Regions from separate parts of the Homo sapiens genome. Here region 2 is linked to region 1. A link is a loop called in an ENCODE intact Hi-C map of the cell type or tissue named here. Cell type or tissue: heart right ventricle. All regions are shown on one strand. Each heading gives the region's core, and the rest is flanking DNA. Links, peaks and the distances in the headings are about the cores only. Region 1 overlaps MTURN (maturin, neural progenitor differentiation regulator homolog). Region 2 overlaps GARS1-DT (GARS1 divergent transcript).

What was found. Peaks named below come from ENCODE experiments on the same cell type or tissue, not always from the same donor. Only the 100,000 strongest peaks of a DNase experiment are listed, where the experiment ranks them.
Region 2: it touches region 1 in a loop (10-fold over the local background); 66 of 110 quality-filtered maps call a loop at or near these places.

Annotation. Positions count from the first base shown.
Region 1 is chr7:30,157,290-30,173,416 of GRCh38, forward strand. It overlaps MTURN (maturin, neural progenitor differentiation regulator homolog), which reads left to right. Exons shown (of 3, transcript NM_152793.3): 3 at 149-5,473. The coding sequence ends at 259. It also overlaps the pseudogene RPS27P16. Among named protein-coding and RNA genes, the nearest start is that of MTURN, 30 kb to the left of the region's middle. RefSeq lists silencers at 2,503-2,562, 6,160-6,219 and enhancers at 11,272-12,097, 11,420-12,619. In heart right ventricle, for the core only: a CTCF peak has its summit at 7,378 (motif pointing right); a DNase peak (open chromatin) is centred at 6,431; H3K27ac peaks cover 1,554 bases.
Region 2 is chr7:30,555,284-30,568,388 of GRCh38, forward strand. GARS1-DT (GARS1 divergent transcript) reads right to left here. Exons shown (of 7, transcript NR_038889.1): 4 at 8,448-8,715; 5 at 6,183-6,845. Among named protein-coding and RNA genes, the nearest start is that of GARS1-DT, 16 kb to the right of the region's middle. RefSeq lists an enhancer at 9,296-9,345. In heart right ventricle, for the core only: a CTCF peak has its summit at 9,199 (motif pointing left); a DNase peak (open chromatin) is centred at 9,178; H3K27ac peaks cover 747 bases.

The DNA of each region.
Region 1 (16,127 bases), core at 3,427-11,426:
ATGAAAATCATTGTAGGGGTGGTTGACGGGGAAGTCTGCAGCTGCTGGGTTAAGTACTCTTTAATGTGGATCCGATGCCTTTGGTTGTCTTCCTGCCTGTGGGCCATTTGGCGCTCACAGCTGCTTTTCTCTTGTTCTCTCCCTGTAGTTACTGGGGCTTCCGGATGCAGATGACGATGCGTTTGAAGAGTACAGTGCTGACGTGGAAGAAGAGGAGCCAGAGGCGGACCACCCCCAGATGGGGGTCAGCCAGCAGTAAATCTGGGGGCTCCCCTGAGAAGGAGAGTGAGCCCCACAGTAACCTAGGTGGGGTCACTGCCCCTCCTGGGTTAGCATTTTGCATTAGCACTTCGAAATAGGACATCTGGCTCCCAGCATCCAAATTAAAATGAAATACCTTTTTAACGACCACAAAATATCTGTGATGAGCTTTGCTCAGAAGTGACCTGAATTTCACTCCCGCTTCAGTGGGGTTTCTATGGAGTTGTCTTGGTAGCCTTTGCCATTTTGAATTTAGAGTCCATTTTGTGGCTGACTATTCTCTTAAGTTTATGTTGGAGAATTAACATTCGCTGACTCGAATGTAGAGAACTCTGAATGTATTAAGGATAGGTTTTGAGTCCTCACAGGTGACCTTACTGAGGGAAAGCATGGCAGAGAAGAAATGCAGTCTGCACTTTTTATGTACTTTTTAAGTGTCCGTAAGTGAAAGGTTTTGCTTATAAAGCATGAATTTTAATATCTAGTCATTAAACTGCACAAGTGCAAATACAAGGGCAGGAAAGGATAATCACTTAGCTTTGGACTAAGAGGGTAAGAGAGGCCCAGAAGCCTTTAAGTGTTTTGCCATTACTGAGTTACCTGGGTATGTAGCGACTGGTTCGTGGTTAGGTGTAAATGTTACTTGCTTGTTCGACTGTTTCAAAACATGCTAATTCCAAAGCCACTTTTGAAGTCTATAGTGGAAAATATAGATGGGGTGAAAGATATAATGTATTGATTTTTAAAGCTGTTTATAAGCCGTCCCACGTATAAAATGAAACATTTTACCTTCTCTCTTTCTAATGAGATGGCCGCTTGTTAAATCATGAAAACATCCAGAATTCAAGTGCCGCTTAAACTTTGAAGCCATAGATAAATTTGTTAGAAAAGTAAACCAGGATTAAAAGTTTTTAAAAATATGGTAGAATCCTTCTTTACTTTTTAAGTCTTTTATTTAAAAAAAAAAAGTCAAAAAAAGGATTCCATTGTGTAATTTATTTAAAAATTTAATCACATGTTTCGAGGGACTTAATTGTGGTGTATTTGTAAAGGGACACGAAGGTAGGAATCTTTTAATCGTGGGTTAGCTTGGTTAACAGGGAACGTTTTAATAATCAAGATACTCAGACAACTCACAGAAACAACTTCTGTAATAACTGGAAATACTGCTGTTATCGTTTAGCCAACAATTACTTACTGGGGACATCCTTTGTAATGCTAACATGGAATTATTCCTGGACCCTTCTGCATCCCTGGTTTTAGTTAACCTAGGATGCGGAATGCCTCCTTTACAACACTAGATTAAACCTAGCATCTGGGGTGGGTACGTTTAAACAGTCACACATGTGCCTGTTAGGTTGTGAAAGTTTTGAATTAAAAACAAGCAGTAGCAGCAGAGGCCACAGAACTTATGGGAGTCTTGTATATCTTCCAGGCATGTCGGTGTAAACCTGATTGTCTCGACATTTTCTGTTTAATTGATTGGTGCTGTGAGGAGTTCGGCTGCTCGTGGTAAAACAGCGTACTCCAGTTTTAAGTCATCGGGTAAAATAATAGGACAGTGATTTCCATCTGTGCTTCAGTACCCACTTTGTGTTCTTTTCTTGAAAAGTCATACTAAAGGTTAATTTCAAGTAAAATGAATTTCCTTCCAAGTAGCCTATTAGTAAAACACAACTTAGTGTTTCATCCATTGGGGTGAGCATATACTGCCCTTTGCAGCCCTGCCTGTGTTCTGATTGGCTCCATTCATGAGCAAAGGTGATTGTGAGCTGTATATTACACAGGTGTCGCCCAGGTTTCGTAACCTCCACTTTAATGCAGTAAGCCGCAAGAATGACTTCTGCAAGTGAAATGAGGAAGCTTCACTAGCTTGCTCCATTGGAAGGTAAACTGAAATTTTATACGTTGAAGCTTAAAATCTAAATTTATGTATGTTTGGAAATGGAATGGACATTAACATAAAATGTATTTTATCAAAAAAGTGTTTAGACTTTGACCAAATACATGTTGGTATTATCATGTTAATGTTCTCTGTTTATAAAAATTGAGTGGAGATAGATAGACTCGGCCATTCTGTGGGCTGATGAGAATTCTGGGCTTTGTTTTGCACCAGGGGTAGGAAACAGAGAACATGTCTGTATGTTACTTAATCTCCATAGCAAAATCCCAAACAGCATTAGCAGATCGAATTGTTTCTTCTAAGACTTCCTTTTTCTGAATGTGTGCACATCCCTTCTCGTGCTCACACACTTGCCCACACACTCACTTCTTCCTGCGCTGTGGCTGCTCTAAGCAGGGCTGTGCATGGTGCAAAGCTGCAGTCAGTGAGCCTGGCAGCCTGTGGTTTCTGTTATGGAAATGGTTCCATGGTGAAACACATCCCTGACCCTTCACAGACTTACACATTTACTCACCAGGAGGTGGCAGCGGTGTGGGAGGAGGAGTGTTGACCTTGGACGCAGGAGAGACACCTGGGTTCTAGTTCAAGTCGGCCAAGGACTGTGTGACCTTGACAAGTCTAACTGGTCTGTGAACAAGGGGCATTTGCCCTTCCAGCTGTAAACACTGCCCTTCTGTGCCTGCCTTATGTGTGTGTGTGAGTAAGGAGCAACAGTCAAGGAAACTTTTAGGGATTCGAGAAGAAAATACATGTGGGATCTTGCCAAGGTGCTGCCTTTAGGATGCTGACCCCTGCACTACCTTAGAACATGTTGATCTGTGAGTGCCCAAGCCCCTGAGGGCTCGATCTCATGGGGCAGATGAAATTCTCTTCCTTAGAGGAAAGGGAAAGGTGAGGCCCCAGAGGACTTATCTCAGCTGTACATGCTCTGCCTGTGGAGACATGGCTTTTCTTTGTGCTGTGGCAGACTGGGGCTTTGGAAGTGGTGTATGTTTAACTTACCTGAGAGTGAGAGATGTGTAGGAAGAATAGCTGGAAGAAAGTGAAAGATGAGTGCCAGTACTTTTGGCCTGTTATCCAGTAGAGAGAAAGTGACAGTGAAAGTAACGTGAGAGAGAAAGAGTGTGTGTGTATATGTGAGAGAGAGAAAGAAAGAGAAAGGAATGCTTGATTGCTTGTTGTTCACTGGGCCAGCTCTGAAATCCAAAATCATGCCTTGATAACATTACAAAACCGTGATCCTGGGTTTGAGTGAATCCTAGAGACATTGTTCTTATGGCCGCCTGGTTTCCGCAGCCTGATCACCATATCGAGCAGACGTCAAGGAATCAGAGTGAAGTACGGAGCCAGGGAGGGAGGTGAGGCCCCGTGTAGTGCCTGTCACCACTGTGGATTCACCTGCACTCAGGTGTCCACTCCTGTCTCCCAGGCCCAAAGCAGCACATGGTGCAATGGAAAAGTCTCTTATGTAGGGATCCTCCTTGTGTCCTGGTGCCAGAATTAGATTTCCAGTGTACTTCAACGAAAACCTCTCTCCTTTATAGTTGCTGTCATCTTTCATGTATAAACAGAAACCGTCTCTAGCACAATATATTTCTGAATATTGTTTCTGTTTCATAAGAGCACAATGTACATGGACCTAGGGGAGCTGTGGTCCCAAGTGTCATTGGAATTTATATTTTAGGAATAGGCTTTGCATGTTAAAATTCACAAGTTGGGAAACTGGTATGAACAGATCTGATTTCTTACAGAGAGGCATGAAGGAATAGGCAGGACTTAACTTGGGGTGGGAGGAGATGAATAAGGGAGAATGGGAGAGTTGGGGTCTGACAGTTACCACCTGAGCCCCAGGAAAACTGTTTTCATTTTCACGGCTGTCTCACTGGGGGCCTGCTTTCCTCAAAGGAACTGACTGTATGTTGAGAGGCAATGCCTTGTGTTGGCATGGCTTTGCCACTTTAAAAGTGCCCCCCAGCCAAGGAGACCAACAGGAACCCTGCTCATCTGGTAGGGCTCTTTCCTTCAGTAAAACCAGCTGCCAGCCTGAGAAGCCTGTCTTTCCCAAATGCAGGCAGATCTGAGAGGGGCTCCAGGCACCCGGCAGGTAAATCACAAAGCAAACTTGGGTGTCCTTGGCAGCGGGGAGGAAGCAGGAGTGCCCCCTCAGGCCAGAGGGCAGGGCCAACCTCCTCACTGTGCTTCAAGGTTGTAGAAAGAGCACAATTAATGCTTAAGCGATCACAGACCCCTCTCCCCTGCAGTGGGTGTTAGCTCCAAAGAGATGCCATTGCTGATCACCCAGTCTTCGGAGAAGCCTAAAATTTCTTTGAATTAAAAACTGATCCTTTTTCATAAAGACCCAGTCACTTCTCCCAGTTTAGTGATAACAGGTATGACACAAGAAGCTGAAGTCTTTTAGATTTTATAGAGAGTAATTCTGAAACCTGCCAGAATGCTGGTAGCCTGTGGTGTCCATGGCAATGGGTGTCCATGGTAAAATATCTATAGCTTCTGCTCACTGGGCAAATATAAAAGACAACATATTATTTAACATAATATGTTGTCTTTTATATTTTTATTTAAATCTGGATTACGAAAATATAGTACCCATGAGCATTTCATGTTAGAAACCCCATTTAAAGCACTATAAGGCTGAATAGGCACAAGCGATTAAAAGTAGATGCCAGGCCACATAAAAATAAATGTTTTAATTTACTTAGAGCTGTATTCAAGTTGTTTGATACCAGACAGAAAGCTGACAGTCTGTTCTTTGTAAACTGCCTTTCCCTGTTTTTCTGTTTTGTTTTGTTTCTCAAGTTTCATTTTTTACTAAGCCCCTTCTGACACCTAGGCAGATAAAGATAAGAGTAGTGCGCAGTACAAATGTCAGCTCTGAAGAGGAGGAAGTAAATCTTCAATGCTAGGGCAGATCTTCACTATCCGTGATCCAGTCTTAATTTGAGCATGAGAGCAAAATTTAGTCATCTACACAAGAAGCAAAAGCAAGGAATAGTTGTTGGGTTTTTGTTTTTTGGTTGTTGTTTTTTTTTTTTTTTAGGCAAGAAGTGTTGCCGGTAGGGTATGTGTGCTTTCTTTGCCTTCCTATTTCCTTTCAAAGAAATCTCTTGTAAATTACAAAACTGTGAATTGGGTTGCCAAAAACTGTTGCCCTTCGTTAGATGCTTCAAACAGTGTAAATCCTATACTGCACCCTGTCCACCTCTGCTCCCTCCTCCCTCCCCTGAGAGTGAGGACCTCATCCGACCATGTAATTACCATTCGCTTGCTATTAAAGAGCCTTTCAAACTCTGGTGGTGTTTGCCTCTTTTTTTCTGCCTCCACAATGTTTGGTCCCAAAGGACACCTAATGTGGCTTATAAATGAAGAGCAAAGAGTAAAGGACCGGCAGCTCGCTGTGTGGTTGCTGTTTGTGAGGAGGCTGGGGGAAGAGAGGGAGGAGCTGGTAACATGAAACACTGCCATTGTTCAAAGATTAATCATTTCTGTGTGATGCATTCATATGTCTATTGTGATGCTATAACTGGTAGTTAGTAATTTTCTACTTCTTTGAACCAATACTTTAGTTTTGTGTTTGAGAACCCTATTTTTTCTAGCCTACTTAGGAATTCTTTTTGGCATTAATTAGAAATCTGTATTCTGTGGTCATTCTATGACATGACACCATGTCTCCACCACCTTCCTCCCGGTTATTTATTCACCAAACATGGCATTTAAATAACTCATCTGGAAGTTGATGGTAAGTTCTGTTATTTGATTAAGAGCCAGTTTCTTTCTCCAAATGAATGGGTCTCCATAGAGAGACCCATTAGATTCGATTAGATTTGAGTTTTGCTTTACAGGCACAGCATAAAGGCTTGTGTGTATGTTAGATAGTGTGTGGTCCTTTGTTTTCGATGTGGCTGTTAGAGATTGTACTCAAGTGGTGAGCTCTGTGTCAGCAGTCCCAACCCTGCTCGTGGTGCAGCAGCGGGGGCAGGCGAAGTCTTACTTATGGACTTCCTTTGTTACAGTTATTGTATCCGTCTCACAGATAGAGTTTATAAAATGCAGGTTGGCCCCTTTAAGTGCGGGCACTGGTGTTAAAAATACCCACATTTCCCCCGTGTAATCATTCTGAAATCAGTGGCTGAGGGCAAGAGGTTCTAGCCCAGACTCCTCCTGGGCTGACTGTGGCCCTAGGCATGTCCCCTCCCCACCCCACCGACTTCCGGCTTTGTTTCCTCATCTGTAAAAATAAAGAGTGGGAGACTTGTCCCCGAGTTCCCTTTGGGCACTAGCCCTGACTTGTCTAGGGGAGTCAGGAGTCGGTAGAGAGGACATGAAGCACAGTTGTAATGGAAACACTCACAGAACCAGGGTGGGGCGGCCAGGATTGGCAAAACTGTCCTGGGATTCTGAAGCTCTTTCCCCTAGGATCCCTTTTAGAATTGAAGACGCCAGTTGATATCGTGGCTGTGTGTTAGCCCAAATGCTTATGTCCCTGCGTGTTTTCTCCTGCCTTTCCACACCTTCCTTCCCTTCGTGAAAGTAATAAGGAGTCAGAACTACAACAAAGTAAAATTGGGGTGTTCAGCTTAGGGATGTAATCAACAGTCTCACTCCCTTTAGAAATGAGCCTCGTTTCCATAGTGAAGTTGGGCCGAGTGGGATCCTCCATTGTCATAGAGTTCTTTGTGTACAGGTTTGGGTTGAAGGACAACAAAATAAACAGAACCAGACCCACCACCCAGCATTTGGACGCCACGCCGGGGCTGGACAAAGTGGACTTGCTGTCCGTGTACCTGAGTGTCAGGGTGGTTTTGCCCTGTGCCCTGCCAAATCAGAGTGAATGAACATTCCTGTCTCTGTTTAGCAGACTTGGCCCTTTGGAAACTCAAGAAATGCATCCTGAAAAAGCTGGCACTGTGCTTTCCTCTTAGGACCACAATAGGCAAAAAAAAAAAAAACAAAAAACTGAAGTACTTTCCCTATCTCTAACCCTCCTTTTTTCCTTTTTGGAGTAAACAATGGCATTTGTAATGATCTGGGCAAGTTTTAATTAGGCAGTCAAGGAACAAGGTAGGCATTTTTTTAGGGATCATTTAAAGTAACATATTTTATCCTTATTTTGTTGGGAAATAGGGCAACAATGTACAGTGTAAAAACCAGCAGTAAAATTAAGTTGGCCCTTTCGGATGCTTTTTAATTAGAAGCCTCTAGAGGTCAGCACCACATAAAGAAAGGGCTTTTGAGTTCAGGGTGATCATGATGCCCATCTCCTTGTGGAGCTTTTGGAAAGGAGGGTTGGTGAATGTCCAGGCTGGGGAAAGAGAAGTGAAGAGCCGCCTTCTTTATACATAAACCCTAACATTTGACTGGGTTGTTTTTTTCCCTGCTCACCCATCTTTGCAGCTCCCACACCCCTGCGTCACACACTGTCAGTTCGATAAACATGACTTATTGACCGGTCGATGAAGTGTGCCATTTAGCTCATGCTGAGAAGGGCTGGGGAAATGCCGAAGATGAGATGGAAGGCACATTGCATTTTGCTTGGAGCAAGGTGGGAGGATGCTGGGTGTTCCAAGGCCTTTCAAAATATTTGTTAGCCCGTAGCCTGTTAAACTCTGCAACTTCCAGTGGAACATCAGGGAACACAGGTTTCTACCTAGAATCCATATCTGGCTCCCTGAAGCCTGCACAGATCAGGGGTGGGCTGGGGGAGGATTTGAGCATCTTCAGGAGGTCTGGCCAGAACTGAGATAGTTGGGAGCCCCTAAAAACTTGCAGACATACCTGTGGATCCCCGAAGTACAAGACCCAAGAGCACTGTGCAGTGATGGCCACAGGCTTCATAGACCACCGGAATTCAAGTCCAAAACGACAGGCAGCCTTGGGAGGCCACAGAGGCTCCTGGTGTTGCCCCGGGGTTTCATTTTGGCCCAACAAGGAACAGGAAGGGGAAACAATACAAAGGCTTTCCTCCCTTCTCTTTCCCTTGCCCCTTCTGTTCAGGGTTTACTGTTCCTGTCTACTAAGGAAGGCTTGACCCATAACACAAATAGTATTGACAATTACTCTGCTGGGTGATTAGATGAGCCTTGGACCCTGAGGTTCTTTCACTCACTGAGAAGATACATTGGTGGAAAGGACAACAAATATGTCACAGGCACGATGGAAGCCCAGTCTTAACATCTTAGCACTTAGTGGCATAACAGCGATTTCACTAGTACTATTAGATTTCAAAATGCTGAGTTTGGATCCTCGTGAGTATGGGCTGTATTCTTTGCAAGTATGGAACAGTCTGATTCTGATGACTTTTCAGTTGTTTTGTCATGAAGCCAACAGTGCTGAGTAAATATGCCCCACCTGTGTGTGCTATTACATATAAAAATTTTTTTGTAACAAACTTTTATGTAGTCCTTGCTAAGTGCCACACACTGTACTAAGTTTCTTTTAACTCATTTAATCCCTCCAACAATCCTACAAGGTAGATATTATGGTTGATATTCTCTTTTTACAGATGAGGAAACTGAGGCACAGAGAATCTAAGTAACTCTCACAAGATCACACAGCTAGTAAGTGCCAGAGCTGGGATTTGGACCCAGGCAGTTTGGTTTCAGAACTCTTAACTACTCTGCTGAATAATGAATGTCGTGGGTGTTGGTCTTACATTTACTGAAATCTATGATTTTTTTTCACACCACAGCACAGAGGCCCTGCCTGCCCGTATACTTCACGCAGTGCATGCTGCTAATATCCATGGTTGCCTGGGAACAGATGGAGTGAAGAGAGCATTTCCCTAGCTATTTGCCTTGCCTGTGGGCAGGTTGGCCGCGCAGGGTGGTTTAGGATAATAGCAGACACATTTTTTTTCTGGTATCCATGTACTTACAAAGATTTTTGAAAGTGACTGGAAGAACCGGGGCGACAAGTTTATAAAACAGGATCCTCAGATGGGGGCAGGGCTGGGGAAACAACCAATTGGCTTTCCATTCTGTACCCTTCTTTCTAGACCTTGTTCCCTGAGGAGCTCTTTACAAGGGTGTTACAGACTCCTCTAAGTGTCTCCCTCCTCATAGCGAAAGGGCTTTTACTCAGAGTTACCTTGAAGCAACCAGCAGCAGAAATGCATTGTCTAGTCAAGAGGAGGCCTGGGAGCAAGAAGAAAGCTCTCTTCGTCTGCTGATGTGTGGTAACATGCCATTGAGTCACCATCCCACACCAAGGGTTCCAGTCTGTGGCCCTACCCCTCAGCCATCCAAATACATTTCTAGCCTGCCTTCCTGCTCCACGCAGAGGCAGCGTGCACAAACACCCTCAATACCACCGCCACTGCTGGATGACTGTCGTGCTATTGTGCAGAAGGAATAAGTGCAAATCTGAGACCCCATTTCAAAGGCAAACACAATTCACTTTTGAGCTCATCGGGTTGTTTGGATCATCTCTGCCACGATTTTCTCCATTCCTATGGGAAAGAAAAGCTGGCCAGATCAGTATCCCATAAGAAATGCAGGCACTCCAAATCTGCTGTTCTTGCTTCTAAGATTCTGAGTGCTATCACATGGTTCCCGAATGACAGGCTCCAGGTCCTGCCATGGGAGAGTGGGCTTGCTGGTGAGTGGCTACAGGGAGAAGGTGCTAAACCTCAGGAGCAGCACTTTTGTGTTTTCCAAATGATGCACGGATGAGAGAAAGGAACGCAGGAAAGGTGAGTCAAAAACAAACCTTTGGAAATACAAAAATAAGGAGCATAGAGCTGCACAGGTTTGAAAAGAGGAGGAGGCAGTGTCATGTGTAAATGCATGTTGGGTTTCTGGATCTGATGCGTGCCTTCCTGCATGACTTTGGTCATTTAGATGTTTAGTTTCTTCTACTCAGGAATGTTAGGGGGCATTTTGAGCCTGGGGCTACAAGAGGCTAAAAAAAACTACAAACTGTTGTGCAGAATCAACTTTGGAATGGATCTGGAAAGTCAGAATTTAAAAATTTTACTTCAGTATTCCCTAAAGTCAGAAATGTAAATCCAGTAACGGGAAAGGACATGAAATGTACAGTCCCCCCTCAAGTCTCACTCTGGGTGATGCCACTCTGGGTGGATGCTTTCACCTCATCAGATGCATCTGGGAGAGCTGGCCCGGGTCTGTCTGTCCCACCGGACCCCACGCTCCCCCCCTTCTCTCCTCTCCCACCTTGCCTGATGTGGAGCACTTTGTAATAAAGAGGTTCATTCCCTGAATTTAATATGGGGTGTCATCAAGGCCTTTACTAGACAAGAAGCATGTCCTCTCCTTCCCAGCAGCGATGACCTCCCCACAAGAACATGCCTCTCGCCGAGGTCTTCATCCCTCTCCAGAAAAGGAGACCCAAGCAGCAGCACCCAGGGCAGAGCCTCCGTTCCTACTTCATGGATGTGAAATACCCAGGATGCTACAAAATCACCATGGTCTTCAGTCACAAACGTGTGTTGGCCGCGCCACCATCCTCTCTCTGCCAGCGCACAGGAGGAAAAGCAAGACCCACAGAAGGACGTTCCTGTAGGAGGAAGCAGCACAGAAAGCACTCTAAGGGAAGAAGAATGAGATACCATCCCCATACACACATTCTGGGAAATACAAAACATGCCCTTCATATTTCCAAGTGGCCTTAGTTTTCAAACTGTACTCAGAGAAAAATCCCCATCTGAAAAATGACTCTTGTTGAGCCCGCATTGTTTGCCAGCTGGCTTTCCATGGCAGCTCTGGCTGGAGAGAACCCTGGATGCTTAAGCAGTCCTTTTCCTTCCTCCTGTTAGGATGATGTGTGGGAGAGTGAGGAAGAGGGAGTCAAAAAAGGGAAAGGGATGAATGAAGTCATCTCAACGCACATGGATTGTTTCTTTGGTGTTTTGTGGAGATTTCACTCCAGGGGCCTCGGGCAAACCAGTTTACTTGGGTAGAAGCATACGTTGCTCACCTGGCCAAGTTTTCTCAGTGGAAGATGGCTTAGCCATTCTTTGCCACGCTTACTTTTGGTCCTGTATATGTAAAGTTGACCAAAACCCTCACAAGGGCCATGATCCGATCTGCTTTCTCCCATCGTCTGCTACTCTCCTGCCTATCTCGCATCCCCAGGCTAAAACTGGTGGTTTGGCTGAGGAGTGGGTTATGCTTCATGGTACAGCTAAAGTTATCCTGATCTCTCTTGATATCCCCTTCCTTCAAAGACTCTGTTTCCGACCCTGGCCAGCTCCCAAATAGCTCCTGTAATTGGTTACAAGCAAGGCTAAGTGAGATAGTGATTTGATTCTGGAAGCACAAACCAGTGCCTCCCTGGTGGGTAGGAAGCATCTTCTCCATGTTCACCTCACAAGCTTTTGAAAAAAACCTGTCATTCAGAAGCAAGCCAAAACTGTCATCTCGCTCGATGCTAATGAACTCATCAAATCCATTCGCAGGGTTTCGGCTCTTCAGAACTCTGGCCAAGCCTTTGCTTAGCACATGAAAGAATATTCCCTGGGGTGCTTTTCAAACCCTAATTTGACCCCATACCTCTAAACTGTGGAAGAACACAGACACAATTGGCCACATGCTCTTGAAAAATTCAATCTGAAAGCTAGTGTTGGTGACTACAGACAGGATTTTGATAAAAGTAAAACACCGAGCCGGGTATGCTGCTTGCCGCTAGGAGTTTGTCTCCCTGGAGGACAGTCCTGCCTGCCCACTGCTGAGGAAGAGCATTCCATATGTGGAGTGGACAGGGAAGCTCCTGGGAAATACAGTGACCTTGGCCTCTTAATCCATCAACAAAATAATGGCACTTTTATGAGAACTCTAGAAATAGAACTTTTCATCCGGCACCATCTTATGGTACGCTTTGGAGCAGTGATGTCACCAAGGAGACAGAAACTAGGGAATTCATCCTCTTGGGCCGGGTGACTAATCCTGTTTCCCAACCTCAGAACATTTGCTGATATCATCCATCTTCCCGAAACCACACCAGCCTGGGGGTAAGAAGAGAGTGACATCAACTCACAAATTCACATTTCTGTGACTGTAACGCGTACTTTGGGGATTCCCAGCCCTTCTCGTATTCCTCCCAAATATTCCGGGAGGTGGTCCTAGGGGGCTGACTCGTGTGCTTCCCAAGTTCATCTTCTGTGGCACCGGGTGTTCTCCCTGGCTTTAGTGCACAGCCTCTCTTCTGATGCTGCAGAACCCCATAATGGCAGTGGGTTTGCCAGAGCCCACAGAGGGGCACAAGGTCACCCACCAGAGGAGCCCACTTTCCTGCCACTACCCACCAGTGTTTACCCTGAGGCTGCCAGCATGAGGCAGTGAGGACCTGGGTGTGTGGTCCAGGGTGCTGTTGCCAGTGACCACAGAGAGTGCCACACCAATGAGCAATGAGTGATGCCCCAGTGACAGCTCTCTCCATTTTTATTCATCTTTCATTCCAGCCACTCACCGAAGGGGCATGAGTCCAAACAGTTGGACATTGCTCTGAGTAACAGAGCCAGAATCTCCTTTTCATCCAGCCTTGCCATTGTCACCCATGAACCCAGTTTGTGAGCTTGACATGTTTTTCTTAGGATGAGCTCTGCCCACTGAGGCTCCTTGGGTCCTCCTGTAAGGAAGCTCCTGGCAGATCCAACCTCCTGACATACCAATATGTCCAGAAACAACATTAGCTGGGTCTTGCCATCCCCCTGAAATAGGGTGGGTAATTCCTTTGGGTGGCCCTAAGGTGCTGAGTGGAGGGGATTTAGCCAGGGCAGAGGAATGCTAAAGTCCCGAAAGTCTCCCTTCCCACACAGAAGTACTTTGGTGAGGAGGCTGTGGGTGAGGTGACTCTCTACACCTATGAAAGCTCTTTTGCTTAGGGTTGACCATTAAAAAGTGATTTCTTGACCCTCAGGGTAACAAAAGCCTGGCCCACCAATCAAGCCAGCAAGTTTCAAACTTTAAGGCTCCTAAGAATCACCTGGTGGTGGGGCCAGAGCGGAGGGTTGGTGCTGTGAAACATGCAGATTCTTGGGCTGCGCTCCAGAATCTGGAGACAGAATCTGGACACAGGAAGCTGCAAGTTTACAAATACTCCAGGTTTACAGTTTACAAATATGTCAGGCCGTCCTCATGTAGGTGGTTCATGGACCACACTTTAAGAAACTCTGGGTTGAGCCGGCCTCCAGGCTCACCATGTCATTCACTATGTCTACAGGGAGCCAAGATTCATCACAACGTGACTGGGTGCCAGGAGCTGGGCAAAATTCCTTCCTGATCCTAACACATCTCATTCTATAAAAATAAAATCCTTGTACAGATGCCACAGTGATCTCCATTAACATCTCAAAACTTGGGGAAAAAAAAGTCTCTCTTCTAAGCTCACATGGTGACAGAGCTGGGGGCAGCTAGTTGTGCCTGACTCCAAAGCATGGTCTCTCATCATAGGATGTCACATTGCTTCTGTGACATTTAGGGGATATGAATGAGCAGAGGCCAAGTTGTATTTGGCTGCATGCTTGATTGCGTAGAAAAATGACGACACTACCCTTGGTACATCTATTGGCCCCAACAGGAAGGAGATGAAAGTATTGCAAAGGGAACAGTGAGCCTAGACTGAATCAGAGGACTCCCAGAAATTCGCTGCACTCTCATGATATAATTATGCCATCAGGTTGGCCAGTTGAGGATTACACTTCAGAAGAAGGCAGATGTCATTATCTAAATAGGCCATTCTGTACTCATTTCTTTGTTTGCTTGTTTCTTGTCAGTCCATCCACTGGATCATAAACCTAATGAAGGCAAAGCTCTGTTTGTCCTGTTCTTCACAGAATCCCCAGTGTTTAGCACAGTCCTGGCCTTCTAGAAACCTTTGTCGAATGAATGAATGCATGGGTCATGGGGAGATGAAAGGCAGTGTTACTCTTTCTCTGGGGGGACATGGGAAGGCTGCTTCACTCTCAGATCAGTGCACTCTCATTCATGTGTTGAGTGGCAGGTGCTGGAAGTCAGAGCATCTGAAATGCAAGCTCCTGTGCCCCTTCCCTGGACCTCAGGTCTCCAACATTGGGGCATGTGGTTGGTAAGTCTCTGAGATTCTCAGGTATATCAGGGAATAGGAACTGGAGGGGGTGGATGGTACAGGTCTCTGTGCCCCCACCCCATGATCCCTAGATGACCATCCAGAAAGTGTCATCAGCCAATTGGAAAGTCATGAAGCAGACACAGCCCTAGACTATTCTAGTGGGAAGGCAAGAACATGTGCTGTGTCCCCGCCTGCTTTCCAACCTAAGGTAGAGGCTGTCCCAGGCACAAGAGCACTTTCAGGTCACTGGTGTAGCTTTTCCAAGGCTGCCTGCCTCTGCACCATCTCTGGGAAGATTCCGAAACTGCCCCATTCCAGTGGGGTGGCCTAGGGGCAGAAAAATGCTCCATGTGCCTCCCAGGCAGAGGTGGGAGCTTGGGGTGGCATTTCTTTAATGAAGTCACCTAGGTTTTCACATCTAGAACTGTGGACATCCAGGCTCCTGCTCACTGCTCTGAGTCACCGGAAGCCTGGAATGATGAGGCTTTTTTTCAAACACTATCTAAGAATCTTTGATGAATCCTCATCATCTGCCATCAGGCACCACGATTTCATGATCCCCAAAGGAGTAGGGCAGGTTCCTGAAGATCTCCCGGGGTCGGTCCACTGGCGCTGGGCCACTGACTCCATGGAAGTGGTTGGTGCAGCTGGCCTTCGAGACTCTGTGCCTTCAGAACCTCATATAGTCTGGCTGTGTCCCCCACCCAAAATTTCATCTTGAATTGTAATTCCCATAATCCCCATAATCCTTAAGTGCCAAGGGCGAGACCAGGGGGAGGTAATTGGATCATGGGGGCGGCCCCCCTGTGCAGTTCTCATGATAAGTGAGTCTCATGAGATCTGATGGTTTTATAAGCATCTGGCATTTCCACTGCTGGCACTCACTCTGTCCTGCTGCCCTGTGAAGAAGGTGCCTGCCTTTCCTTTGCCTTCTGCCATGGTTGTTAAGTTTCCTGAGGCCTCCCCAGTAAGTGGAACTGTGAGCCAATTAAATCTCTTTCCTTCATACATTACCCAGTCTCAGGTATTTATTCATAGCAGTGAGAACTGACTAATACAAAACCCTATTTGTTTTTCGCTTCCATCTGCTTTCCTTTTCCAGTTACTTCATTCTAATTGGTGTTCCTTTCCTACTTCTGGGTTCGTACCTCCCTTCTCATTACTGCTGTGACACATTCTCCCTCTACTGACTGGCAGGCCTGCCCTTCTCCCTGGTGACTGTTCAGGCAGGCCTTAGTGACCACGTGTGTTCACCCTAACCATAGACTTGACCCTTCTGCTTCAAACCCCATTGGAAATTGGCATTTCCTTGCTATTCTGAAAGATGGGAATGGGAATTTGGATTTGAGAGAACTGTAATAGAGCTCTGACACCTTCCTAGAGTCTGGGTGGCAGACTGGGTTCTGACTGGGACCAGATTCCACTTGTCCTTCCTCCTGGCAGGGTGTGTGTTAACTTCAGGGAGCCCAAGTCATTGTAACTCGTGTGCACAGACAACTAGAATCTGTGCCCAAGATGGGTCAGTGAGTCTCGAGTGATGATTCAAATTCATTTTCTTGCCAGGCAAACAAAATCTCTGACTTGCCTGGACTCCCTGTGAAGCTAGCTGCAGCTGCCAGTGCTGGTCTGTGGTGGCCCCAGGCTATGGGATTTGAACAGCTGCCTGCTAACAGCACCACCTCCTCTCCCGGATTTATCTTGCACCATTGCGCCCACAGCTGGGCCTGTGCAGAATGTACAGCATGATGCTGATGCTGTTCAGGCTGCCAGCCCATTGGAAGCACAGCAAATGACTTCTATTTATAGAGAAGGCATTCCTGGGCCACACACAGCACTCTTGGCCTGCTGAGAAGTCGGCCAAGTCCCTGACAGACACCAAGGGGCAAGACTGCAAGCCTCC
Region 2 (13,105 bases), core at 4,255-12,254, 400 kb after region 1:
TGTAATAGTCTGTTCTCACGCTGCTATAAAGATACTACCTGAGACTGGGTAATTTATGAAGAAAAGAGGTTTGATTGATTCACAATTCTGTGTGCCTGGGGAAGCCTTGGGAAACACTCTCATGGTGGAAGGTGAAGGTAAGCAAGGCAGATCTCTTCACAAAGTGGCAGGAGAGAGAGAAAAAGAGAGACAGAAGGGAGCCACATACTTTTAAACCATCGAATCTCATGAGAACTCACTCACTATCACAAGAATCACCTCCATGATCCAATCATCTCCCACCAGGTCCCTCCCTTGACATGGGATTACAATTTGAGATGAGATTTGGGTGGGGACCCAGAGCCAAACCGTATCACCCATTAAACAATAACTTCCCATTCTCCCCTTCCTCCAGCTCCTGAAAACCTCCATTCCGCTTTCTGTCTTTATGGATTGACTATTCATGGTACATTGTATAAGTGGCACCATATAATATTTGCCCTTTTGAGTCTGGCTTATTTCATTTTGCATAATGTCTTCAAGGTTTATCCATGGGGTAGCATGTATCAGAATTTCATTCCATTTTATGGCAGAATAACATTTCATTTTGTTTATCCATTCACCTGTTTCTGTAACCTTTAGACTTCTTTTTATCCCTTAGTGGCTAACCCTCTATTATTAGTTCATGATTATTTATATTACACTTTCCCTGTTGACATTGTATAGCTCCTCTCTCCTGCCTGATACATCTGTCTTAGGAAACTGCCTTTCCATCCTTGTGACTGATGGGGCCAATCATGGAACCTCATTTCCCTCACCATATATTGTATTGGCCCATCACTCTGATAATAGTGCTGTGTGCCAGGGTAGGTACACAACCAACCAAAAGCAATCCCATGCCTTCCCCAGGATGGAAAGATGAGTACTGGGAAAAGGCTTTTCACTGGGATTGCCACACTGGGGTTCTTGAGGCCACATTCTTAGATACGTTTAGGGGCTCATCTTGTGGTGGGAGAAATTGAGGCCAACAGGCAAAGAGCAATACAGATGAAAGTGAAAAATGGAGAGGTTTCTCATATACCTGGAGAAAGTGCAGCACGAGAAGAAGGTTAAAATTTAAGGAAGTGAGAGCACAAATAAGAGAGTGAGAAAGAGCAGCTGGATGTACAGAGGACACATCAGGAGATAGCGGATCATGATACCATGAAAATCAGACTGTCAAGGCAGCATTTTCTAAAAGAAGGGATGAGTAAAAGTAGGCTGGAAAATGCCACTGGCTTGGGCACTAGGTTGTGGTTGACCTTGGTGACAGCAGAGGCAGCAGAGGCCCGGCATGGCCTGGCCTCGGTGCCTCTCCATGGCCATCTCCGGCACCCTGGAGATGCCATCCTCTGGCCATACTTGCCATTTCACGGAGCTGCCACAGCTCTCAAGCTTCTCCATTTTCCTTGACCCATCCCAGTTTGTCCTCTTGACCAACTCTGACTGATTCTCCAAAATTCAGCTCAACCTTAGGTCTCCAGGTCAGTTTCTCCCAAAGAGGAGGAGATGCTCCCCACCCAGCCCTTTGTGTGTCCCTTCCTTTGATGACGTGTGATTACACTGTTTACTGTAAATGTCTGCCTCCTCCTCCAGTCTATGAGCTCCTTAAAAACAAGGACTTAGCCTTTTGCATCTTTGTATTCCAAGCACTCAGCCCAGGGCCTGGCTCTGAAATGAGCTCAGTGCATATTAATGGATCAATGCCTGGAGGGACACACCCGCTGATCTGATCCTTTTTTAGAAAAACACGATCTGGTTGCCATGGCGCTGAAAGAGCGCTTTCTATACCTGCTGTTTTCAGGATGAGCAAATCACTTTCAGCTGACCACACTGTGGCATCTGGCCAGCAGGATCTGCAGAATCCAGCAGGATGGATGCTGAGCCAACTCTGAGATGGAAGAGACACTTTTCCTCCTTCCGAGCAGGTAAACTATTGAGTAACATCAAAGAATTTCATTTTTTCTACCCCTGGAAGATTTAAAGGGCTCCTCTTTTGTCAATATCCCCCTAGCTCTCCTGCCAGTTTTCTCTCACCTCCTGTACAGTTTTTCTGTCTCCTTATCTGCTGCTACTCTAAGACAGGGCTTTAGCCTATAGGCCAAATCTGGCCCACCACCTGTTTTTGCAAATAAAGTTTTATTGGAAGACAGCCATACCCATTTGTTTACATATTGTCTATGGCTGCTTATACTCTACAATGGTAGAGCTGTGGCAGAGATTGCATGCCTGCAAAACTGAACATATTTACTATCTGGCCCCTTGCAAAAAATAAAAAGTTTTCTGACGGTATACTAGAGAATGAGCTTCAGCTGATAAGAGATGATAAGGAAATAGTGCAACTCAAAAATGGGACAAGGGAAATAGAGAAAAACGGAATATGCCCCTAGATTGTTGTATGAGCAATGGATGGGAGATGAAGAATACTGCAGTATTTATAAACCAGATAGTAAAAGCTTAAACAAGAAAATAAGAGTAAGAGCCAAGGGAGGCTGAGGTGAGAGGATTGCTTGTGCGCTGGATCGCCTGACTGAGACCATCCTGGGCAACACAGGGAGACACCATTTCTACAAAAAATACAAAAAAATTAGCTTGTTGTGGTGGCACATGACTGTAGTCCCAGCTACTCAGGTGGCTGAGGTGGGAGGACTTACTGAGCCCAGGAGGCCAAGGCTTTGATGAGCCAGGATCATGCCATTATACTCCAGCCTGGGCAAAGAGCAAGACCCTGTCTTAAAAAAAAAATTAAGAGCATTTTAAAAAGTGTACATATAAAATAACCACTGGAATAAAATTACAAACCTTTATAAATATAATTTTTAAAGTAAAAAAAAATACATTGCATGGCAATACAATTGCCATGCAGATACATGCAATACAATTGCATAGCAGATACAATACATGATCAATATAAAGTAATGTGGCAGAATGGAGACCCAATATATCAGTTGTATCAGTAAATATGAGAGGACTCATAAAAAGAAAACATTTTTAATTTGACTCATCCTCATCAGCCTTCTTGGCTAGAACTCCCCATTCTCTCTTGAACCCATCCAGTCAGGCTCCAGTTCTCACCACCCCCACAGAAACAACTCTTATCAAGATAACCAATGGCTTTCAAAGTTTCTATTGCTCTCTTCCCAGTCCTTATTTTTCCAAGTCTCGCAGCAGCAGTTGACAAAGGTGATCCTGTTCTCCCCATCAAAAACTGTTTCTTTACTAATTTCTGGGATAGCACCTCTCCTGGTACAGGGGAAGGAAGGAAGACTTCCTTCCCAGAGACTTCTCAGAGTTTTTTACTGGATTCTTCTCCTCTTCCTGATCTAATCGAAGGTTGGATTCTCCCAGGTCTCCTTCCATGGACCTCTTCTCTTTCCTCTCTTCACTTTTTCTCATAGTATCTTCCATCATTCCCTTGGCTTTCATGGACAGGGTGATGATCTCCAGATTTGTATCCCAGACCCTGAGGTCTTCCCTGAGCTTTAGACTCACAGACCCAACTGTCTACTCAGCTTGGCATCAGCATCCATCCTGCTGGATTCTGCAGATCCTGCTGCCCAGATGCCACAGTGTGGTCTGTTTGGGTACAGACTAGCCATCTCAAACCTAATGTATTCAAAGCTAAATTACTGATTTGTCGTTCCTGGTTTGTTTCCTCTACAGTCTTCCCCATCTCAGGAAGCAGCAGCACCATTCACCTCGTTGCTTGGTTGAACAGGGGGAGTCTTCCTTGACCCCTCTCTCTCAGATAATTTCTCAGTAAGTCCTGTTGGCTCTGGCCTAGCACAGTGGCTCAGGCCTGTAATTCCAATGCTTTGGAAGGCCAGGGCAGGCAGAAGGCTTGAGCCCAGAAGTTCAAGACCAGCCTGGGTAACATGGTGAGACCCATATCTCCATAAATACAAAAATTAGCTGGGTGTGGTGGCATGCACCCATAGTCCCAGCTGCTTGGGAGGCTGAGAGGTGGGAGGATACCTTGATCCAGGAGGTCAAGGCTGCAGTGAGCCATGATTGCACCAGTGCACTACAGCCTGGGCAACAAGCGAGACCCAGTCTAAAAAAAAAAGTCCTGTTAGCTCTAACTTGATCACTCTCTAATCTGCCCCACCAAGATCTCTGAGGGCCGAGCCACCCTCCTGTCTGGTCTGGGCTACTCCTGTAGCCTCCTAACTGGCTGCCCCTCACCTCTACTTCTGCCCCCTGCTTTTTTCCTCCACACTTCAGCCAACGGGATGATTCTAAAATGCGGGTCAGATCACACCACCCCTCCTCAAAACCCTCCAACTGCTTCCCATCCACACTTACAGGAAAATCTAAAGAACTCAATGTGACTTACACAGCCCTGTATGTTCTGGCCCCTGCCTCTCTCTCCAGCCTCATTTACTACTTTTCCCTCTCCTTCACCACATTCCAGAGGCCCTGGCTTCTTTCCTGTTTCCAGGACACGCCAAACACAGTCCTGCCTCAGGGCAGTTTGCTGTCTGGAAGAGCCTTGCCCAGGCCTCAGTAAGGTTCTATGCTCACTGCATTCAGCTCTCTGCTCTTCTGAGGGGTCCTCATGACAATCACAAACAAAACAGCACCGCTTCACTCGCTGCACTCAAACATTGCTTCACGTTTCCATAGTGCTCATCACCGCTTGCCAGTACATTGTATTAAATAGTTCTGAGTTTTTTTTTTTTTTTTCTTTTGAGATGGAGTCTCACTCTGTTGCCCAGGCTGGAGTGCAGCGGTGCAATCTCGGCTCACTGCTACTTCTGCCTCCCGGGTTCAAGCAATTCTCCAGCCTCAGCCTCCCGAGTAGTTGGGACTATAGGCAACCGCCACCATGCCCAGCTAATTTTTTGTATTTTTAGTAGAGACGGGGTTTCACCATGTTAGCCAGGATGGTCTCAATCTCCTGACCTCAAGATCTTCCTGCCTCGGCCTCCCAAAGTGCTGGGATTACAGGTGTGAGCCACCACACCCGGCCCAGGGTTGTTTTTGAGATGGGATCTGTCACTCAGGTTGAAGTCCAGTGTCACAACCTCAGCTCACTGCAACCTCTGCCTCCCAGGCTCAAGAGATCCTTCCACCTCAGCCTCCCAAGTTGCTGAGACCACAGGCATGTGCTACCACACCTGGTTAATTTTTTATGTTTTTGTTAGAGATGGGATTGTTGCCCAGGCTGGTCTTGAACTCCTGAGCTCAGGTGATCCACCTGCCTTGACCTCCCAAAGTGCTGGGATTACAGGTGTGAGCCACCATGCCCAGCCTAAACACTTTCATTTGTCTTTCTCTCCTCTAAAATATAAACTCCCTAAAGTGATGACTTTGTCTTACTCACTACTCTATTCTCAATATGTGGCACAGTGCCTGAAAAATAGCATGCGCTCAATAAATAATTGTTGAATGAATGAATGAATGGAGACATGGTCCTATTTTGGCCTGTGATTCAATGTTTCCAAATTCCTGACAGATTTTAATCTTTGGGAATTAGGAATGAGAAACCAAAATGTATAGGCAGTCCAGGGAATTTCTGAACTCCTAAGTTAGGTACAGGTTGCCTCATATATGTTCATTTCTTTAAAAAATGAAACTATTTTGTCTGCTTTACAAAGAACTGTAGGCAGCCAGGAATCGTGGCTCACACCTGTAACCCCAGCACTGTGTGTGGGAGGCCGAGACAGGCTGATCACCTGAGGTCAGGAGTTCAAGACCAGCCTGGCCAATATGATGAAACCACGTCTCTACCAAAAATACAAAAATTAGCTGGGCGTGGTAGCACGTGCCTGTAATCCCAGCTTCTAGGGAGGCCGAGGCAGGAGAACTGCTTGAACCTGGGAGGGGGAGGTTGCAGTGAGCCAAGATCACGCCACTGCACTCTAGCCTAGGCAACAGAGCAAGACTCCATCTCAAATAAACAAACAAACAACTGTAGGCTATAGTAAAGATGCCAACAGTGGAAAATGCCAGTGAACATTATCAGATTGTATTAGAATAACAACATTGGGATCTTCTAGCAAGATTAACTACTACATGGAATTATGTGTCAAAGTTGCCAATTTAAGGACTTATTTTGCCTTCAAAACTTGTTATTTCTGGAACATCACTCATAGGATTTGTATAAAGTATAATGTGCATACAGACTTATTAGTATTTATTTGATTTGCCAGAAAACTCACTGTTAGAAGCAGTCATGCCAGGAACACACTCATAACGTGCAGCAGCTACAGGCCAGGCTGGCTGATGAGAGGCTGAAAGCGTCTCCTCTGTGCCCTTCCGGGAGTGGTTCCCAGAAATGTCGGTCTTAGCCTCTGACCCAGTGTCAGCGTGCTGTTCTCTTGCTCCTCCCCGATGTCAGTGGATTCATTTTTATCAAAAATGTCTTGATGTTTATTGTTAAGCTTGAATTCCCACACAATTTTAGCACTTCCCCCATTTTCTTGGTGTCTCAAGTGATTTTTCTTGGGACTCAGAGTTCAGAGAAACATGCATTTCCAGAAAAAAGCTGGGAAGGGACTCTTGCATGGGAACACTGTCTAAAAGCACTTTCACCTTGGTTTCTGGAAACAGGCACATTGCAAGCTACAGTTTAGGACCTGATGCCACTTTGAAGGTGTGTCAGCTGGACACAGAAAACGAGGTTACGGAAACAATGGTCCCAGCACAGCTCACTCTCCACCACGCTGCGCTCTCTCTCCTTAGTCTTGTGGGGCTGGAGGCACAGTGGCTTAGAAGTGGGGTGACCTGGTTGTGATCAAAAGGCTCCTCCCTCTGTTCACCATCCATGGAAAATGTGCCTCATCTTGCACCACACACCAGTGGAAAAGGGAATTTTAGGAAAACTAGGACAAACAAAAGTTGAATAGTTAGAGCAGAGCCTCTAGTATGGGAAGAACAGTGCTTAAAAATTACAGAAATTGCAAAGTATAAAATAAATAGAACACACTATATGAAATGTAAAACTCTCATGCATCGTTTTCTAAAGAACAGTATCAAAAAGCAAACAATATGACTTCCTTGTTAGAAAACAATTTGGAAAAATGGGTCTTTTTTGCATTTTTGATACAATTTGCTTCAGTAATGCCACTGATCGCAATTTATTCTAAGGACGTGATTCTAAATGCACAAAAGGAGATTTATACATATGGATGTTGATTCAACTCTTCCCTCTCTCCACCCAGAGCAACCAGGCATGAGCTCATCCTCAAAGCTGGGCACACGGGGCCACTGTCCCAGGATGCTGGGTGCTTGGCCCTGTAAAGGATGAGGAAAGGAACAGCTTTTCATTGCAGACAGTGGGGTCCGATAAGGCTGTTCTGGCCACTAGATGGTGGTTGTGTTTATCGAAGACTACTGGATGCCTGCCAAATATCTGTGTTAGTCCATTTTCACACTGCTATAAAGAAATACCCAAGACTGGGTCACTTATAAAAGAAAGAGGTTTCATTGACTCACAGTTCCGCATGGCTGGGGAGGCCTCCGGAAACTTACAATTATAAGGTCATGCTTTGGCAGGAGAAAGAGAAGCAAGTACCTTCTTCACAAGGAAGCAGGAAAGAGAGAGGGTGCACAAAGGGGAAAGAGCCCCTTATAAAACCATCAGATCTCGTGAGAAACCCCTCACTATTATGAGAACAGCATGGGGCAAACCACCCCCATGATCCAATCACCTCCCACCAAGCCCCTCCCTTGACATGTGGGGATTACAATTGAGATATTGAGCTTGGAACGCAGGAGGCGATGCTTCTGCCCTCTTGACTCTGGTTAGAATGTGCATCAGGTGAATCCTGTTTAGTCCTGGTTGCTGAACCACAGAGGGAGTTGAACATACTGGAGCTTATCCAGGCAATATGACCGTCAGGAAACTGCATCACTGAGGAAGTTCTGAGGGAGTTGGAACTAGACAGTTTAAAGCGACGGCCGGACAAGCTAGTGTCTCCTAGGAGCCAATGGCTAAGGGCAGAGGGAGCAGAGGGGTTCTGTATGGCCCTGGAGTGCAGAGCAAGTATCGGTGAACCGAAGTTACAGGGAGGCAGATGTTTGTCTAAGACAAAGAATCTTCTCGGGGTCAGAGCTGTCCGTGTGGACCGGAAGCCTGGGGAGGGAGTGAACAGCACAACCTGAGAGAAGTTTGAGAGGAGGCTGAGGAGTTCCTCTGCTCCCCCAGGAAGTGTGGAGCAGAAACCACATCTCAGATGCCCGCAGGAGCCAGGTGAGTCATCAGGAGGAGTGGTACAGCTACAGGCACACACATTAGAAATTAAAACCAACAGCAGCATCAATAAATACTGTGCAGTCCAAGCAAAACCTGCTGTGGAGGTGGGATTCAGTGACGCCCAAACTCTGCCGTGGAAAGTGGACGGGGGAGTGTATTGGTTTCTTGGGGCTGCCGTAAGAAACAACCACAACTGGGGGGCCTAAACCACAGAAACTCACCGACTCACCGTTCTGGAGGCTGGAAGACCAAGATCAAAGTGTTGGCCGAGCCATGCTCCTGCTGAAGCCGCTGGGGGAGGCTCCGTGTAGTTTCTGGGAGCCCCAGGCATTTGTGGCGTGTGGCAGCATCTCTCCGATCTCTGCCTCCATCTTCACACGGCGGTCTCTGCTCTGTGTGTGTCCAGATTTCCCTCTTCTTAATAAGGACGCTTGTCCCACTGGGTTCAGAGTCCACCCTACTCCAGCATGAGCTCATCTTCATTTAATTAAATGCATCTGCAATGACCTTTCCTGAATTAGGTCATACCCTGGGGTGACTTTCTCTTTTTGGGGGACACAATTCAGTTCCTAACAGGGAGTCTGAAGTCCACCCTGCTGGACACTTGTCAGCCTGGAACAACACCTCGCTTTGGAGGGGCTTTTGGCTTATGCGTGGGTTTTTGCCTGTCTCATATTCCTTGCTTGAGTAAGCTTCCTCCTTCCCACCAAACTGCGAGGTCCCAGCACCATTTAGTGGCTGAACCACCTTCTCTCTGCAGAAGAGGAATAGGGCATCTGGGATGCCGTAAGTAAGAGCTGAGAGGGGCTTGGAGGACCTCTCTGAGGTCCCTCTCCGGGGGCGGGACCTCTTCTGCTTGGAACCCTCTGGCTCAGAGGCAGGCACTGAAGGCTTCTGGAGGCAGAACCTGTGCATAGCTCCCACACAGCCCTGGCCTTGCTCAGCTGTTGATTTGTGGGTAGCTGCTGCCCTCTGCTGGACAGAGTGAAACGTGCTCTCCTTCCATTTCCTAGGACTCTTGTCTCCCTATCACAAGTTCCATTTCCTTCCTAGGACTCTTGTCTCCCTATCACCAGTTCCATTTCCTTCCTAGGACTCCTGTCTCCCTATCACAAGTTCACAAACTCACAGAGCAGAAAAGGGCCAGAAGGTCGGCAGGCCCAGCCCCATTATTCAGAGGCGGATACTGAGGCCAGAGAGGGGAAAGGCCTTGTTTAAGGTCACACAGATAGTTAGAGTAGGAGCTGGGACTAGAAATGGGTGGCCCTCCCTCAGCAGGGTCTGGAGGTGTGGGGTCCTGGAGGAGAAAGAGAAGGCACCTTACTCCTAGTAGAGACACCAGAAGGCTGGTGGGCAGTGTAACCAGGACCACCAGGTCAGCCCACCCACGTAGGAAAATCCCCTATCAGGCTGTGTGAGTGATCCCAGCTTTGCCTAACTCCACAATCCTAAAAAGTCACCTATAAACAGAATCTTTGTCAGTCAGATTATTTTCCCCTCTACCACCTTCTGTGTCCCAGATGCAGTTTTTGTGGCTGTTACCAATTTCATCATACAAGGCCCAGGGAGAGTATAGTAGGGCAAGCGCATTGCTCTAACAAATAGACCCCAAATGTATAATAACTCAAAGAAAAGGGAAGTTTACTTTTTGCTCGTTAATAGTTCAGTGAGCCTAGCAGAAAAGGGAGGGGAATGGCCGGGCGCCGTAGCTAAAGCCTGTAATCCCAGCACTTTGGGAGGCCGAGGCAGGTGGATCATGAAGTCAGGAAATCGAGACCATCCTGGCTAACACGGTGAAACCTCGTCTCTACTAAAAATACAAAAAATTAGCTGGACATGGTGGCAGGCCCCTATAGTCCGGGCTACTCGGGAGGCTGAGGCAGGAGAATGGCGTGAACCCGGGAGGCGGGGCTTGCAGTGAGCCGAGATCGCGCCACTGCACTCCAGCCCCGGTGAAAAAAACAAGATTGTCTCCAGTGGCCCTTCCTCACTTGGGTACCACTGAGTCTCTGATAAATGACTTAGTTATCAGATTTGGTTTCTAAATTTGGTGGATGTGGAGACAGAGCTGTGATCATCTTTGGTGCCCTATTAATTCCAGACTCTTTAAGTAGATAGCATATGAGAGCAGAGTTCACCTTTTCCACCCAAAGAATGTTACACCTCTCCAGGATGGTGCCGCAGGAACCTCCACTCTGTCTAAATACTGAGACATCCTCTGGCTGAGCCTGATCAGAATATGAAATTGAGGCAGGAAAAAAGTTTGGACCTGAAATTTTCTTTTTATCTTGAAATGGCAAGTGAATTTAGTCTTTGAGCTTTCATTTCCTACTGGGAATTTCATAATGGTACATTGTTTCTATTACACTGTAGGGCATCTTATTGTTGGCATTTTATTATTGGGGTATCTTAATTTGTCATTTAATCTCCCTTTGGAACATGGGATGAGCTCTCTCAGACCATGTTGTTCCTGGTCCAAGCCGAGGGTCAGGCTGCTGATTCTCGCGGCCCAATAACAAGATGCAGTTGAACTGGGAAGGAAGGAAGTTTATTTTTGTAACCGGGTACAGGGAGAAGGCCTGGAATATATCACCAGACTAACTCAAAATTACAAAGCTTTCCAGGGTTTATATACCTTCTAAGCCATATGTCTACATGTAAGTGTGCATTCATCTAAAGACGTAAGTGATTAACTTCTTCTAATCCATAACTAAGGTGTGAAGACCTTCTTCTGGAGCCTCAGTAAATGTATTGAATCTAGATGGGTCCAAGTGCTGGGGTGATTACCCTTATCACATCTCCTGCTAAATCACGGAGGTTTGAGGAGTTCATTTAGACCTCCAATAAAACTTGTGTCTTCAGACCCCCAGTAAAAACTTTTCTTTTCTTTTTTTTTTTTTTTGAGATGGAGTCTCACTCTGTTGCCCAGGCTGAAGTGCAGTGGTGTGATCCCAGGTCACTGCAACCTCCGCTTTCTGGGTTCAAGCGATTCTCCTGCCCCAGCCTCCTGAGTAGTTGGGACTACAGGCTCCCGCCACCATGCTTGGCTCATTTTGGTACTTTTAGTAGAGACAGAGTTTCACCATGTTGGCCAGGAGGCTGGTCTCAAACTCCTGACCTCAGGTGATCTGCCTGCCTCAGCCTCCCAAAGTGCTGAGATTATAGGTGTGAGCCACCGTACCCAGCCAATAAAAACTTACTTAATCCTAAATGGGTCTGGTTAAGAATTCCTTCCTCCTCTTGTCATGGTTCAAGGCACAGGAAAGACTTAGGCAAAAACTTGTGGTGGGCTTTTGTTCTATTCCAGCCTTTGTATAAGGTTACTGGCTCTTTCAACTTTTAATATTTAACTTAACCACTCAGTCAGCGCTGAAACAGTTGTTACAGAGGCCTGCCTGTTCAGCTGCTAGAGAGACCTAGGATGCCACAGTGTGGATGGGTAGAATTTGGGATGGGAAGTAGACTAAGGAGGGAATTTTCAGCCAAGGGTACAGTGTCCTTGGAGAGAATTTGATGTATACATTTTAACTGTTCCAGCCTCAACTGATGCTTGGTTCATCTCCCAGGACTCTGCTTTCCCCACAGTCCTCTCCAATGGGTGATCCTTCATCCCTGGGCTGCTCTAGACCACAACCTCTGTGTCTTGGGTAAAACCTTGCTCCACTGAAGTTCTTGGCACTTCCAGTCTAGTCAGTGCCCACCATCTGCCAACCTCCTACTGTCTGCCTTCATCAGTGAAGACCGTAATCATAGGCTCTCAGCTTCCTTCCCACTCAGAAGCCTCCCGTGACCCTGGATGACATCAACACATTCCCATGAAGGGCCGTACTAACACCCAAGCCTACCCTATTGCTTCAGTCTCTTGACCTACAATCATCCCCATCTCCACCCACATTAATGACAATTCTCATGGCAAATAATGACAATTTGTCATTATTCAGAAATGTACCGTTTCTGAGATATAGGTTTATTATCCCTAATCTGAAAATCTGAAATTTGAAATGCTCTAAAATCCAAAACCTTTTGAGCACCATTGTGATGCTCAAAGGAAACAATCATTGGAGAATTTTGGATTTCACGTTTTCAGATTAGGGGTGCTGAACCTGTATAATGCAAATATTCCAAAATCTGAAAACATCTGAAATCTGAAACACTTCTGGTCCCAAGCATTTTGGATAAGAAATATGCAACCAGTATTACCTTCAACATCCCACTCTCTCTAACTGTAAACTTCCATCCTTCTAGCTCTCTAATTTACTTATTTCTTCACTTCTCCTTGTAAATGTTAAAGGAAAATAAATCTTGGGACCTCAAAGTCACTAAGCCAAAGGGAAAAGTCAATCTGGAAACTGCACGCAAACCTGCCTCTCATTATATTCCTAAACAAGATAGCTAGACAGAACTCAAAGTCATCCCTCTGCTCACGTGAGACAAATGCATAGCTGATTGCTTCCTTTGCCCTGTTGTTTCACTGAGCCAGGCTAAGGCTTAAGTGATTAGTCCTGTAAATTGTGTATTCAGTGAAAGGCTTATTAGAAACTCAAAAGAATGCAACTGTTTTTCTCTTATCTACCTATCACCTGGAAGCCCCCTCCCTGTTTCCAGTCATCCCACCTTTTTGGACCACCTGATATATGTCTTAACATATATTGATTGATATCTCATGTCTCCCTAAAATGTGTAAAACCAAGCTGTGCCCCAACCACCTTGCACACGTCAACAGAACCTCCTGAGGCTATGTCATGGATGTGTCCTTAACCTTGGCAAAATAAACTTTCTAAATTGACTGAGACCCATATCAGATATTTTGTGTTCACAATTGGTAATCACAGAGGGATTCTGAGTGAAGATGCCTCGATCTTTGACAAATCTCCTATCAGTGCGTGG